2 separate regions of the Homo sapiens genome follow, and region 1 is linked to region 2. Evidence: chromatin contacts called from ENCODE Hi-C or POLR2A ChIA-PET data. All regions are on one chromosome and are shown on one strand. The core of a region is the stretch at or near the end of the contact, and the rest is flanking DNA. Distances in the headings are between cores, read along the strand shown.

Region 1 (6,366 bases), core at 3,717-6,216, 750 kb before region 2:
GGAGCAAAAATATCAATAAATAGACTTTATTTTCCCTCTCAAGTTTATTAAATGGTGCTTGATGGTTGAAGTATAAATTACAACATTGAGATGATTCCCAATATAGAGAGAGGAAATATTTATTTAACATTTAATGTTATAAAGGGGGAGGAAAAGGGACTTAAAAGGAGTAAGGACTTTACATTTTACTGAAATTGGTAAGAGAAATAAACAAAATGTGGCATATATGCACAAGGGACTATTATTCAGCCCTAGAAAGGAATAAAGTACTAATAAGTATTATAACATGGACAAATGAAACTTAAAAACATTATACTAAGTGAAAGAAGCCAGGCATAAAAGGCCACATAGTGTATATGATTCTATTTATTGAAATGTGCAGAATACAAAAATTTTTACAGATGAAATTAAATTTGTGGTTGCTTAGGGCTGGGGTGGGGAGAACACACTGAGGAGTGGGTACAGGAGTTCTATTTGGGGTGATGAAAATACTCTAGATTGCTGGGCGTGGTGCCTCACGCCTGTAATCCCAGTACTTCGGGAGGCCGAGGTGGGTGGATCGAATGAGCTCAGGAGTTCAAGACCTGCCTGGGTAACACAGTGGAACCCCATCTCTACAAAAAATACAAAACTTAGCCGGCGTGGTGGCACATGCCTATAGTCTCAGCTACTTGAGGGGGTGAGGCAGGGAGGATCGCTTGCGTTTGAGAGGTTGAGGCTGTAGTGAGCCAAGATCCTACCACTGCACTCCAGCCTGGGTGACAGCGTGAGACCCTGTCTCAAAAAAAAAAAAATTATTAAAAAAATAAAGTTAGATTGTGGTGATGTTTGTACAACTCTGTGAATATATTAAAAACTGCTGAACTGTAAACTTCAAATGTGTGGGTTTTATTGTATGTGAATTACATCTCAATAAAGCTGTTTTTTAAAAACAGATCACAGATTTAAATGTCAAACATAAAATTAAAAAACTTTAAAAATAAAACACAGGAGAACGTCTTTGGGAGCTACGGCTTGTGAAGAGTTCTTAGACACAACAACAAAAGCATGATCCAAAAAATGTTTTTAAATCAATAAACTAGACTTCAAAATTAAATGTGTTTGCTCTAACAAAGACCTTGTTAAGAGGACAAAAAGACAAACTACAGCCTGGGAGGAAATATTTGCAAACCACATATCTGACAAAGAACTCATACCTAGAATATGTAAGGAACTCTCAAAACTCAAGTTTTTTTTTTTTTTAAGCAATCCATTTGGTAAATGAGCAAAGAATGTGAAGAGACATTTCACCATAAAGGACATGTAGATGACAAATAAGCACATGGCAAGATGTTCTACATCATTAGCTATCAGGGAAATGCAGCCTCCCCTGGGCCTTAGTCATTTCTTGCTCTTCTTGGGAAAAGGCAAAGACAGAGACCTATGAGTCAGAGCTGGGGGCAGGAAGTTGGATGGAAAGGAGAGAAGATTCAAATGCAGACATAAGAGACACAGTCCATCTCACATCTTGGAGCTGGAAACAAGCTGACTGTGTCTCTCATATCTCCCAGAAGCACCAGCCTGAAAATGTGCACCCATAAGCCAGGTTAAGAGGTCGCCAGTGGAAGCCAGGGAGACCCACCTGGTTAGAGCCCCAACCTCTGTATTGGTGACAGGCATTGTACAGAGCAGGGGTTGGCAAACCTTTTCTGTAAAAGGCCAGATAGTAAATACTTTAGGATGTCCATACCATGTGGTCTCTTTGGCAACTACTCAACTCTGCCATTATAGCGTGAAAGCAGTAACAGACAATATGTAAACGCATGAGTGAGACTTGTGTTCCAAGAAAATTTTATTAATGGACACTAAAATGCAAATTTCATATAATTTTGATGTGTCACAAAATATTAGTTTTACTTTTCTAAAGCCCTTTAAAGATGTAAATAGTATTCCTAGTTTGCAGGCTATAGGAAACTGTAAAGGGTCAGCAAACCAGGGGCCATAATTTGCTGACCCCTGATATAGAGCTTAGATGAGGAGGTTCACTGTTATGCGTACCACTGTCACTCAACACTTGATTTACAATGCAGTGACCTCCTTTAAATCCATAAATTCAGCCGGGTGAGGTGGCTCATGCCTGTAATCCCAGCGCCCTGGGAGGCCGAGGTGGGCAGATCACTTGAGGCCACAAGTTCGAGACCAGCCTGGCCAACATGGTGAAACCCTGTGTCTATTAAAAATACAAAAATTAGCTAGGCGGCATGGTAGTGTGTGCCCGTAGTCCTAGCTACTCCAGAGGCTGAAGCAGAAGAATCACTTGAAACCAGGAGGCAGAGGTTGCCATGAGCAGAGATCACACCACTACACTCCAGCCTTGGCAACAAAGTGAGACTCTGTCTCAAAAAAAATCTATAAATTCTACTTCTAGGAATTTATCACAAGGAAATAATCATGGCTCCGCACAAAAATTTGACAGCAAAGACTTATCCCATCCTGGTTATAACAACGAAAATATCTGAACACATTCAAATATCCAGTGACAGAGGAGTGGCTCAAAAATCTGAGGCCATCCAAAGAATGGAATGCTATGCAGCCATGTCAACAATTATCCTATGGTCTGGAAAGAAAGCAAATGTGATCAAATATTAACAACGAGTGAATCCAGGCCGGGCATGGTGGCTCACGCCTGTAATCCCAGCACCCTGGGAGGCCGAGTTAGGCGAACTGATTGAGCTCAGGCATTCGAGACCAGCCTGGGCAACATGGTGAAACCCCATTTCTACAAAAAATTAGCTGGGCATGGTGGCTCATGCCTGTAGTCCCAGCTATGCAGGAGGCTTAGGCGGGAGGATTGCTTGAGCCCGGTGGCAGAGGTTGCAGTGAACCGAGATCACACCACTGCATTCTAGCCTAGGCAAGAGAGCAAGACCCTGCCTCTAAAAAAATTTTAAAAATTCAAAATAAAACAACTGGCGAACTTAAGTGCAGGGTATATGAGTGTTCACTGTCAACTTTTCTGTAGGTTTGAAATGTAAAAATAAAGTTGGAAATACATTTTTAAGTAAAAAATTCTTTTTTGTGAAATATAAGTTAATAGACTTACACAGACTCATCTCCAGCCCATCAGAATTGTGTTCTCTGTTAAATAAATATGTGTCTTCTTTTCTCTCTTTTCACAGGAAAGTGGTATAGATTAACTAGATAATATTTTTCTACCTAGTATCTATTCCAATCACACTCAATGTAATTTAAACTATATGTAACATGAGATTTACAGACCAAAAAAACTAATCTCAATGTTTTCATTTTACAATTATCTCGTTCTAAGGGCAAAGAAAAGCTTAACTTGGCCAGGTGTGCTGGCTCATGCCTATAATCTCGGCATTTTGGGAGGCCGAGGTGGGCAAATCACTTAAGCCTAGGAGTTTGAGACCAGCCTGGGCAACATAGTGAGACTCTGTCTCTACAAAAACTTTTTTAAAAATTAGATGGGCGTGGTGGTGTATGCCAGTAGTCCCAGGTACTCCAGAGGCTGAAGCGGGAGGATCACTTGAGCCTGGGAGGTTGAGGCTGCAATGAGTCATGATCATACCACTGCACTCCAGCCTAGGGGACACAGACCCTGTCTAAAAAAGAAAAAAAAGAAAGAAAGAGAGAGAGAGAGAAAGAAAGAGAGAGAGAGAGAAAAGAAAGGAAGGAAGGAAGGAAGGAAGGGCTTAACTTGCTTGGGTTTTGAGCATTTGAAAAAAAAAACTTGCTTTTACATATGAAACACAAATTATCTGGGAAGACTTCCTTGGTAGGGGTGGGTGCTCTAGGCTCTACAGATGGAAATAGCATTTGGGGATTCATCCCATGGTCTGGATTCTTCTCCAGGCAAAGGCCCATTCTTGCTGGGTTATAAGTTCTTGTTTGAAAATCTAACCTGAAAAATAAATTCACTCAGTCACTCTAGTGCATAAGAATAAATTCACAAAAACCTTACCATTTAAATAAAAACATGGGAACTATGCCTAACTACAAGATGGCCAATCTTCGGCAGAGGACTTCAGCCACCCTCTCCATTTGACTATCAAACGAGGTGATTAGACAGAGAGTGTTGTCAATTTCCACTTGAGCCTCACTTATGGGTTGCGAGTGCAGAGCTGGAGTTATCAAAGATGAATTTTAGAAAACCTGTCTCTGTTTAAAACCTTTTAAATGCTTATACTCAGTCCCATTGCCAGGAGTGAAATCCAAACCTCCCGTGTGAAAAATCAATATCCAGGCCGACAGATCACACGGGATCTTCCTTATAGACCAGAACCATAGTCAATTTTTAGGTCCTTTTAAATATTAAACTCTTCACTTCCTCTACCTCCACCTGTGCGTCGCGCCTACCTTAGAACCCGCCAAATCCCATTAAATCCCACCCCCACCAGCCACACACGGTCTCCATAGGCTCCAGGCGCCGCTTTTGCAGTCCCCCATTGGCCGGTTTATTGCCAGACGGCCCCTGCTCGCACGCCCTAGTCTTCTTTGATCTCCTCGGATTCCGTGAAGCCCTGCCCTTCTCTTCTCCCCTTTGGCCCGTCTTCTTCCACTCAGGCCCGCCCCTCCCCAACTGGCTATTTGGTTGGCCAGCGCGCTTGCCACTTACGTCATTCACCCGCGCCACCCGGAAGCCGCGGTTCCTACCAACCGTTCTTATTGCTGGCGGCCTGAGGTAAAGGCCGCGCTTGGGTGTCCCTGGGTGGTCGGGTCCCCGAGTTGGGAGGGGCGGAAGGCTGAACCTCCAGCTTGAGCCGGACAAGCCGATTCCCAGCGTTGAGAGGGTAGAGATGAACTGTGTGTGAGGCCAAACTGGATCGGTCAACATGGTCTTCCCCCTCCCCACTCCCCAGGAGCCCATCATGGCGACGCCCCCTAAGCGGCGGGCGGTGGAGGCCACGGGGGAGAAAGTGCTGCGCTACGAGACCTTCATCAGTGACGTGCTGCAGCGGGACTTGCGGTGAGTGACAGTGCGGGGGGCGGGGCGTTTGGAACATTCCACGTGGTGGGTGGGGCGTTCAAAGTTAGGGCCAACCCTTTGAATTGGCGGGCGAGGCGTTCAGAGTCCGGCCCCGCGCTCCTTGGAGCGAGAAGTGGGGACGACATCCGGGGTGCAGTTTGGCTGGGACGTGGCGTTCATAGCAGGGGCGTGTCAGCGCATGCGCGGCCTCCGATGTTTAACAGATTAAGGCTTGTTTTCTGGAGCCACAGTTCTCGGGTTCGAATCCTGGCTCGGCCATTCTTCATCCTTGTGAATACGTCCTACCTCGCCTTTCTGTGCCCTATAAACTTTACTCTTCTGTGAAATGGGGAGTTTTCTGGAACCTTCCCCATGCAGTGGTTTTGAGTTTTTGATGTGTCCCATCTTTGTCAAGAATTTAGCATGGATGCCTGAAACATAGTAGAGGTTCAATGAGTATGAAGAAATATTATTGCAATCTTTGTTAATCTAAGCAGGAAATAAGGTGTTCAGAACTAGGCCTATGAGCATCCTAAAAGGGATGGAGGATTTTTCTAGGGTGAGGATGGGACATTATGATTGGAGTTCAGTATTGGGAGTATAATAATAGTAATTATAACTAACATGTATATAGAGAGTTTACCATTTGATAAGCATTATTCTAGATGCTTTGTAGTAAACGCTCATTTAATCCTAATGACTCTACAAGGTAATACTGTCATCTGTATTTTATAAATGGGGAAACTGAGTCCCAAACAGGTTATTTACTTGCCAAAGTCACACATCTATAAAGGATAGAGCCCAGATCCAAACCCAGGCAGTCTGACCCAGAGCCGAAAATTAACTTATGCACTAAAAAGCCTTTTCAGTGTATGGTGACATGAGAGTCTCAGAGGGTCATGATATGAGGTATACTAGGAGGAATGGGGCTGCCTATTGGTCACCATTGTACTTTCGTCCCATCAGAAAGGTGCTGGACCATCGAGACAAGGTATATGAGCAGCTGGCCAAATACCTTCAACTGAGAAATGTCATTGAGCGACTCCAGGTAAAGACTATGGGATTGGGTACCATTTTTTTGGTATGTGTGGGCAAGGGAGGGAAATGGGAAGAGAGACTCCAGACCCAACCCTGTCACCTGACCTAAGAGTTCACCACTGACCCCTACCTCTTTTTCCCTGGCCCCACAGGAAGCTAAGCACTCGGAGTTATATATGCAGGTGGATTTGGGCTGTAACTTCTTCGTTGACACAGTGGTGTGAGTGTCTACCCGCCCCTCTGAGCCCACAGGGTTCAGCTTACCCCTTCCCTCATGCAACTTATATTTTTTTGAGTATCTTCTATGTACCAGGCACTATGCGAGGTTTTATATCCCAGTAGGATATAAGCTAGGTGCT
Region 2 (6,527 bases), core at 409-2,908:
CCCAAGTTTAGAGAGCAGCAGTTCACTTTATCAGACTGAACACAGGGAATGAGGTCGCCTTTCCCTCCAGGCCACCACTGGAATCACCTTCAACACGGTTTTGACTTCTTACACAATCAGACGGCGGGAGGGGGGAATCTCATCCTCAGCTTCATAGATAAACGCACCTCACGGCACACACACACAAACAACTCGCGCACATCTGAGGCCACGGATTTCCTTGCAACTCAAAGTCGGAGAAGCGGCCAAACAAGTTTCTTGCCAAATCCCTAGTAGCCACATATGTCCCAGGGCCGCACAGCGATAAAAACTTTGAAACATGCCTCCACATACCACCATTGTGGTCACTCACTCCAGATCCCGCCACCCCCTCCTCACAAATAACAAACTCAGGCTGCCCTGTGCAATTTAAAGCTAGACTCCACCGAAGCACTGGCTCTGCTGTGAAAAGCGGGAGAAAAAGATTGAAGGCTATTAAAAAAAACAACAAACAAACAAAAAACAAAACAAAACAAAACAAAAAAACAAACTACGGCCCCCGGGGCGGAGGGAATAAAACGAACTCGAAAGCTGGAGAAAAGTTAACTTTGCCGTGCCCAGCGGTGGGAAAATTTCCCCGGAAGACTAGCAAAGCCCTCACGATTTTCCCACCCCCGGACCGCCCGACGCTCGGCGGCCACGGACCCGCAGTTCGAACAATGCCGCCAGTGGGAGGGAAAGTTCGCCAGCCCGCCGGGCGCCCGCGCTCCCGCTCCCGCCGGGTGGGCACCCGGGCTTCCCGGGGTGCCTCGCCGCACCCAGCACCACCCGTTCTCCCCTCTCCAGGCACTCGGTTCTTTCCGCCCCCCAACAGCTAAACAGCCAGGGCGCGCCCTCGCTCCCTGGAGCATCCGACCCCTGGCGGCCGACAGAGCAGGTCCTCCCGCCACGGGTCTGGCCCCGTCAGCCCCGAAGCCAGGCAAAGGGCAGGAACGGAGGAGGGGGCGCCAGGAGGGGGCACCGGAGGAAAGAGCCGCAACAGTTATGGCGCTCAATTCCTGCCCGGTGTAGCCGGGAGCTGCAGCCGAGCTCGCGCGTCCGCCCCCGCCCCCCGCCCGGGCCACCAGGCACTACCCGGGCGGGCAGAGGGGCCACCAGGCACTTTACCTCAGCCCACACACGCTCTCGGCCCCAAGGCGCCGGGGACGCCGGAGGCGACCACGATGTGGAACCGGAGCGACCCGGAGCGCGGCGAGGCCGGGCCGGGACTGTGCGCTCCGCGCCGCCCGCTTCCACTCCCGGAGGCCGCCGCTCCCGCCGCCCAGCCGGTGCGACGCCCCCAACCTCGCCCGCGCCGGGTCCGGCCTCCGCGGCGCCTACCTTCGCGCAGCTGGCTCGCGGCTCCTGCCCGGCTCCACGCCGCGGCCCGGCAATGTGCCGGGTGAGTCCGGTCGGAGTGGTAACCGCCCCCCTAACCGCTCGCTTTCTTCTCTTCCCTCCCTCGCACCTGCCCCTTAATCCCCTCCTCGCCCCCGCCCCCCGCCGGGGCCGCCCCCCGCGCCTCAGCTCCCGCCCTCGGCCCTCGTCCGCCCGGCCCGTCAGGCCTCAGCGCTGGGCAGGCGGTTGGGCGGCGGCGGCGGCTGAGGCGGCGCGGAGCACTATTGTATTCCTGACACTGTGCGCTCCCACGCTCCGCCTCTTCCCTTTCCTTCCTCCCCCAACCTCTCCTCCCACCCACCGCCGGCCGCGCTCGCCCTACCGGAGCGGCTCCCAGCCGTCTGCCCGCCGCGCGTTCTTCTGGCGGGCTGGGCGCCGTCGCCACCCGCCGCCTCGACGCCCCGCCCACTCGCCGCTCCCGCACCCGCGGCGCCGCGTTCCAGGTGGGCTCCCCTCCCGTCCAGCTGGGTGCGCCACTGCCCGAGACGCCCCAGCCCCGCCGAGCGCTAGAGAGGACGAGGTGCAGATGCCTCGGCTGTGTTGAAATACAAACTAAGCTTTTCATGGCCCCTTCCAACTCTGAAGTTCCAAAGTGGGACTCTCATACATCAACTCGGTGGCCGCTATTGATTTATGTCGCTTGTGCTTGAATTACCTGTAATAATAAAGCCAAGGTGGCTATTAACATAATTCATTTATTCAGTTGCCAGCACAGGTGGTTTGTGATGTTGTGTGGCTTTTTCGATGTGTCCACTGGTTAGGCTATCGCCCACAGTTATTTGATCGAATGCCAATCCAGGTGTTGCTCTGGAGGTATTTTGCTGATGTAATTAAAGCTCCTAATCAGTTGACTTAAAGTTAGGGAGATAATCCTGGATAATCTAGGTGGGCCTGACGGAATCAGTTGGAAAGCCTTTCAATCAGGGCTGAGGGTGCTGAGTACGTCAGAGAAAGAGAATTTCCCCTATGGATGACACCTTTGGCCTATGTCCATTGGTTCCAGCCTGCTCCTGATCTTCCCTTCCTGACTGTATGCCCTACAGATTTTGGATTTACTTGGCCACCATAATCGTCTAAGACAATAGCTTCGAAGAAATGAATGAACAGGGAGTATATATACGTATATTCCCACCACGCATTCTTCTGGCAGGCTGGGCACCGTGGGTGTATGTGTGTGTGTGTGTATATATATATGTATGTGTGTGTGTATGTATATATATATGTGTGTGTGTATATATATATGTGTGTGTGTGTATATATATATATATATATATAATTTCCTACTGGTTCTGATCCTTTGGTTGAATCCTAATATAGATGTTTAAGCAACAAACCTTTTTGGCTTACCTCTCTGGGTTTGGAAATGTGCTATATGCAACTATGATGAACTCATTCTCTTTCTTTTTTCTTTTCCTTTTTTTTTTGAGTCAGGGTCTCACTCTGTCGCCAGGCTGGAATGCAGTGGCTCGATCTCGGCTCACTGCAACCTCTGGGCTCCCTGTCACCCAGGCTAGAATGCAGTGGTGAGATCTCTTGGCTCACTGCAACCTCTTGGCTCCCTTCAACCTCCACCTCCGGGGCTGAAGTGATTCTCCCACCTCAGCCTCCCAAGTAGCTGGGACTACAGGCACATGCCACCATGGCCCAACTTATTTATTTATTTATTTATTTGGTAGAGACAGTTTCACCATGTTGCTCAGGCTGGTCTTGAATTCCTAAGCTCAAGCTATCTGCCTGCCTGGGCCTCCCAAAGTGCTAGGATTACAGGCATGAGCTACTGTCCTGGGCTATTTTCGTTTACATTTCTAGGATGAACAATAATGTAGGCTCTTTTGTATTTTGTCTGTTTTCCATGTTAAAGATCTAGTTATATTCCATAATATGGAAATGCGTGAGTTCTAAAATATTCGTAGTCCTTCAGACTTATCTCACTTTATTATACTTATTTAAAAATAATTATAGATTCATCAGAAGTTGTAAAAAAAAATGTACAGAGTGGTCCCATGTACCCTTTGCCCAGTTTCCCCCAATGGTAATAGATAACTATAATACAATATAGATATTAACATTAATACAGTCCACAGACCTTATCCAGATTTCATCAATTTTCATGCACTGATTTCTGAGTCTGTGTATATAGTTCTGTGCAATTTTAACACATTTAAATTTGTGTAATCACCACAATCAACTTTTTCTCCACCACAAAGATTCCTCCTGCTACACTTTGTAGTCACAGTCACCGCTTTCTCCTCCTCTAATTTCTGGCAACCCCTAACACGTTCTCCATCTCTATAAATTTGTCATTTCAAGAGTATTACATAAATGGAATCATACCTTTTGAAATCAGCTTTTCTTCACTCAGCATGATTTTCTTGAGATGTACCCAAGTTTGTTGCATGTCTCAATGATTTGTTGCTTTTTATTACTGAGTAGTATTCTGTAGTATGGATGTCCTACAGTTTGTTTATTCATGCATTGAAGGTCATTTGAGTTGTTTCCAATGTCTGCCTATTAAGAATAGAACTGCTATGAGCATTAATGTAGAAGTTTTTGTGTAAACATAAGTTTTCATTTCTCTGTGACAGATGCTCAGGAGTGCAATTGCTGGGTCAGATGGTAAGTGTATATTTAGTGTTACAAGAAAATGCCAAACTTTTCCAGACTATACCACTTTATATTACCACCAGCAATGTATAAGAGATCTAGTTTCTCCACATCTTTGTCAGCATTTGGTATTGTCACTATCTTTTTCTTTTAGCCATTCTAATAGGTGTGTAGTGATACCTCATTGTTGTTTTAAATTGCATTTCCTTAATGGCTAATGCTGTTGAGCATCTTTTCATGTGCTTATTTGCCATCTGTATAACCTCTTTGGTGAAATGTCCGTTCAAGTCTTTTGCCCATTTTCTAATCAGATTGTTTCCTACTGTTAAATTTTGAGAATTCTGTATACTACATTCTAGATACAAGTCCTCTGTCAGATATGTGATCTGCAAATATTTTTCCCAGTTTGTAGCTGGTCTTTTCATCCTCTTAAGAGATTTTGCAGACCAAATTTTAAATTTTGATGATGTCCAATTTATCAATTTTTGCATTTATGTATCATGTTTTTGTGTCATGGCTAAGACATCTTCATCTAGCTCCAGGTCCTGAAGATTTTCTCTTATCTTTCCTTCTATAAGTGTTATAGTTTTATATTTTACATTTAAGTGCATGATTCATTTACTTTTTATATAGGATCTAAACCTAAGGTTGAGGTTCATATTTTTGTCTATGGTTGTCTGATGGCTCAAATAAAATGACTACTTTTCCTCCACTGAATTGCTTCTGCACGTTTGAAAAAATCGATTGGGCATATTTGTGTGGGGCTATTTGTGTGGGGCTGTTTCTGGGTTCGCTATTCTGTTCTATCGATCTATGTGCCTATACCTCTGTGAATACCAGTCTTGATTACTCTAGCTATATAATAAGCCTTAACATTGGGTAGAGCACTTCCTCCCACTTTATTGTTCTTTCTCAGAATTGTTTTAGCCATTCAAGGTCATTTGCCTTTCCATATAAATTTTGGAATGAGTGTATTCTGTATCTACGAAAACCTTGCTGGGATTTTGAAAGAAATTGTGTTAAGCCTATAGATCAGTTTAAGGTGAATTGACATCTTTACTATTGTATATTGAATTTTCCAATCCATGAACACGATATGTCTATCTCTCCATTTATTTAGATCTTCCTTGACTTCTTTCGTCAGCATTTTTGAATTTCCAGCATACAGAACCTATGCATGTTTTGTTAAATATATACCTAAGTATTTCATTTTCTTTGTCATGATTGTAAGTGGTATTGTGTTTTTAATTTGTCTTCACATTCATTGGTCATTGTTAATATATAGAAATGCAATTAATTTTTATGTGTTGATCTTGTTTCCTCTGACCTTACTAAACTCACTTACTAGTTCTAGGAATTTTTCAGCAGATTCTTTGGGATTTTCTATGTAGACAATCATATTATCTGTGAATAGGGACAGTTTTATTTCTTCCTTTCCAATCTGTGCGCATTTTATTTCCTTTTCTTGCCGTCTTGTTCTAGCTAGAACATTCAGTACAATGTTGAATAAGAGTGGAGAGAGTGGACATACTTGCCTTGTTCCTTATCTTAAGGGGAAACATTGTCTTTCGCCATTAAATATGATAGTTGCAGGTTTTTTGTAGATGCTCTTTATTGAGTTGAGAAAGTACCTCTCTATTCACAGTTTGCTGAGAGTTTTTATTATGAGTGAATGCTGAATTTTGTCAAATGCCTTTTCTGCATCAAGTTATATGATCGTGTGATTTTTCTTCTTTAGCCTGTGGATATGGTAGATTACATTGATAGAATATTGATTTTTGAACCAACCTTTCATAGCTGGAATAAACCCCATTTGGCCATAAAATAATTATTTTTATACCTTGCTGGATTCTATATTGCTAATGTTTTGTTGCAGATTTTTGTGTTAAAGCCCATAAGAGATAAAAGTCTGTAGTTTGGGGGAGATTTTTGCTACAGTCCTTGTCTGGTTTTGGTATTAGGGTAATACTGGCCTTATAAAATGAGTTGAGGAAGTTGTGCAGAAAAGAGTTAACATAACAGGCTCTTGGCAGGCATCTGTGAACTTGGATTTCAGGAGAGCTCTCATTGTTCCCAGAACTGATAAGAATGGCTAACTATATCTAAGCTGTTTGTACAAATGTTATTTATGCTGGGACTAGAACTCAAGTCTCCTGATTCTCAAGCTGTGCAGAAAAGAGTTAACGTGAAAGGCCTCAGTGCTATCCTTTGAAAGCCCTGCATGCAAGGTCGGTCCTTGGATGGCATTTGGAACTTAGATTTGAAGAGGGCTCTCACCATTCCCAGGGCTGATGAGACTGTTCACTGGGCCTAAACTGTTCGTACAAACAATATGGTTTATGCTGAACACTTGTTTTCCTTCTAGGAGTCTGGAGTTTTGGTAAGCGCTAGGCAGAGGGTGCCTATATGACCAACCCCCAGTAAATGTCCTGGGAGCTGAGTTTTTAATGAACTTCCCTGATAGACAACATTTCACACGTGTTGTCACAACTTGTTGCTGGAGGAAT

What was found. A loop is a pair of places that touch in the nucleus more often than their neighbours do. ChIA-PET counts read pairs that join two places held with the same protein, here RNA polymerase II (POLR2A). Pooled maps may share reads with other maps.
Region 1: a loop to region 2 is called in a pooled map, with 3 times the contacts of the local background. The contact joins the promoter of UXT-AS1 here to the promoter of JADE3 in region 2. A Hi-C loop is called at or near these places in 2 of 50 pooled maps. POLR2A ChIA-PET finds 5 or more read pairs at or near these places in 2 of 52 experiments (HEK293 and Panc1).

The regions. Positions count from the first base shown.
Region 1 is chrX:47,657,433-47,663,798 of GRCh38, reverse strand. It overlaps UXT-AS1 (UXT antisense RNA 1), which reads right to left and starts at 4,966. Exons shown (of 2, transcript NR_028119.1): 1 at 4,619-4,966; 2 at 3,688-3,904. It overlaps UXT (ubiquitously expressed prefoldin like chaperone), which reads left to right and starts at 4,619. Exons shown (of 7, transcript NM_004182.4): 1 at 4,619-4,684; 2 at 4,863-4,969; 3 at 5,936-6,017; 4 at 6,160-6,227. The coding sequence starts at 4,872. RefSeq lists a cis regulatory region at 1,205-1,648, silencers at 4,350-4,689, 4,968-5,047 and enhancers at 4,270-4,771, 4,528-4,787, 4,772-5,275.
Region 2 is chrX:46,907,552-46,914,078 of GRCh38, reverse strand. It overlaps JADE3 (jade family PHD finger 3), which reads right to left and starts at 1,658. Exons shown (of 11, transcript NM_014735.5): 1 at 1,360-1,658. RefSeq lists silencers at 871-1,280, 1,721-1,850 and an enhancer at 1,591-1,885.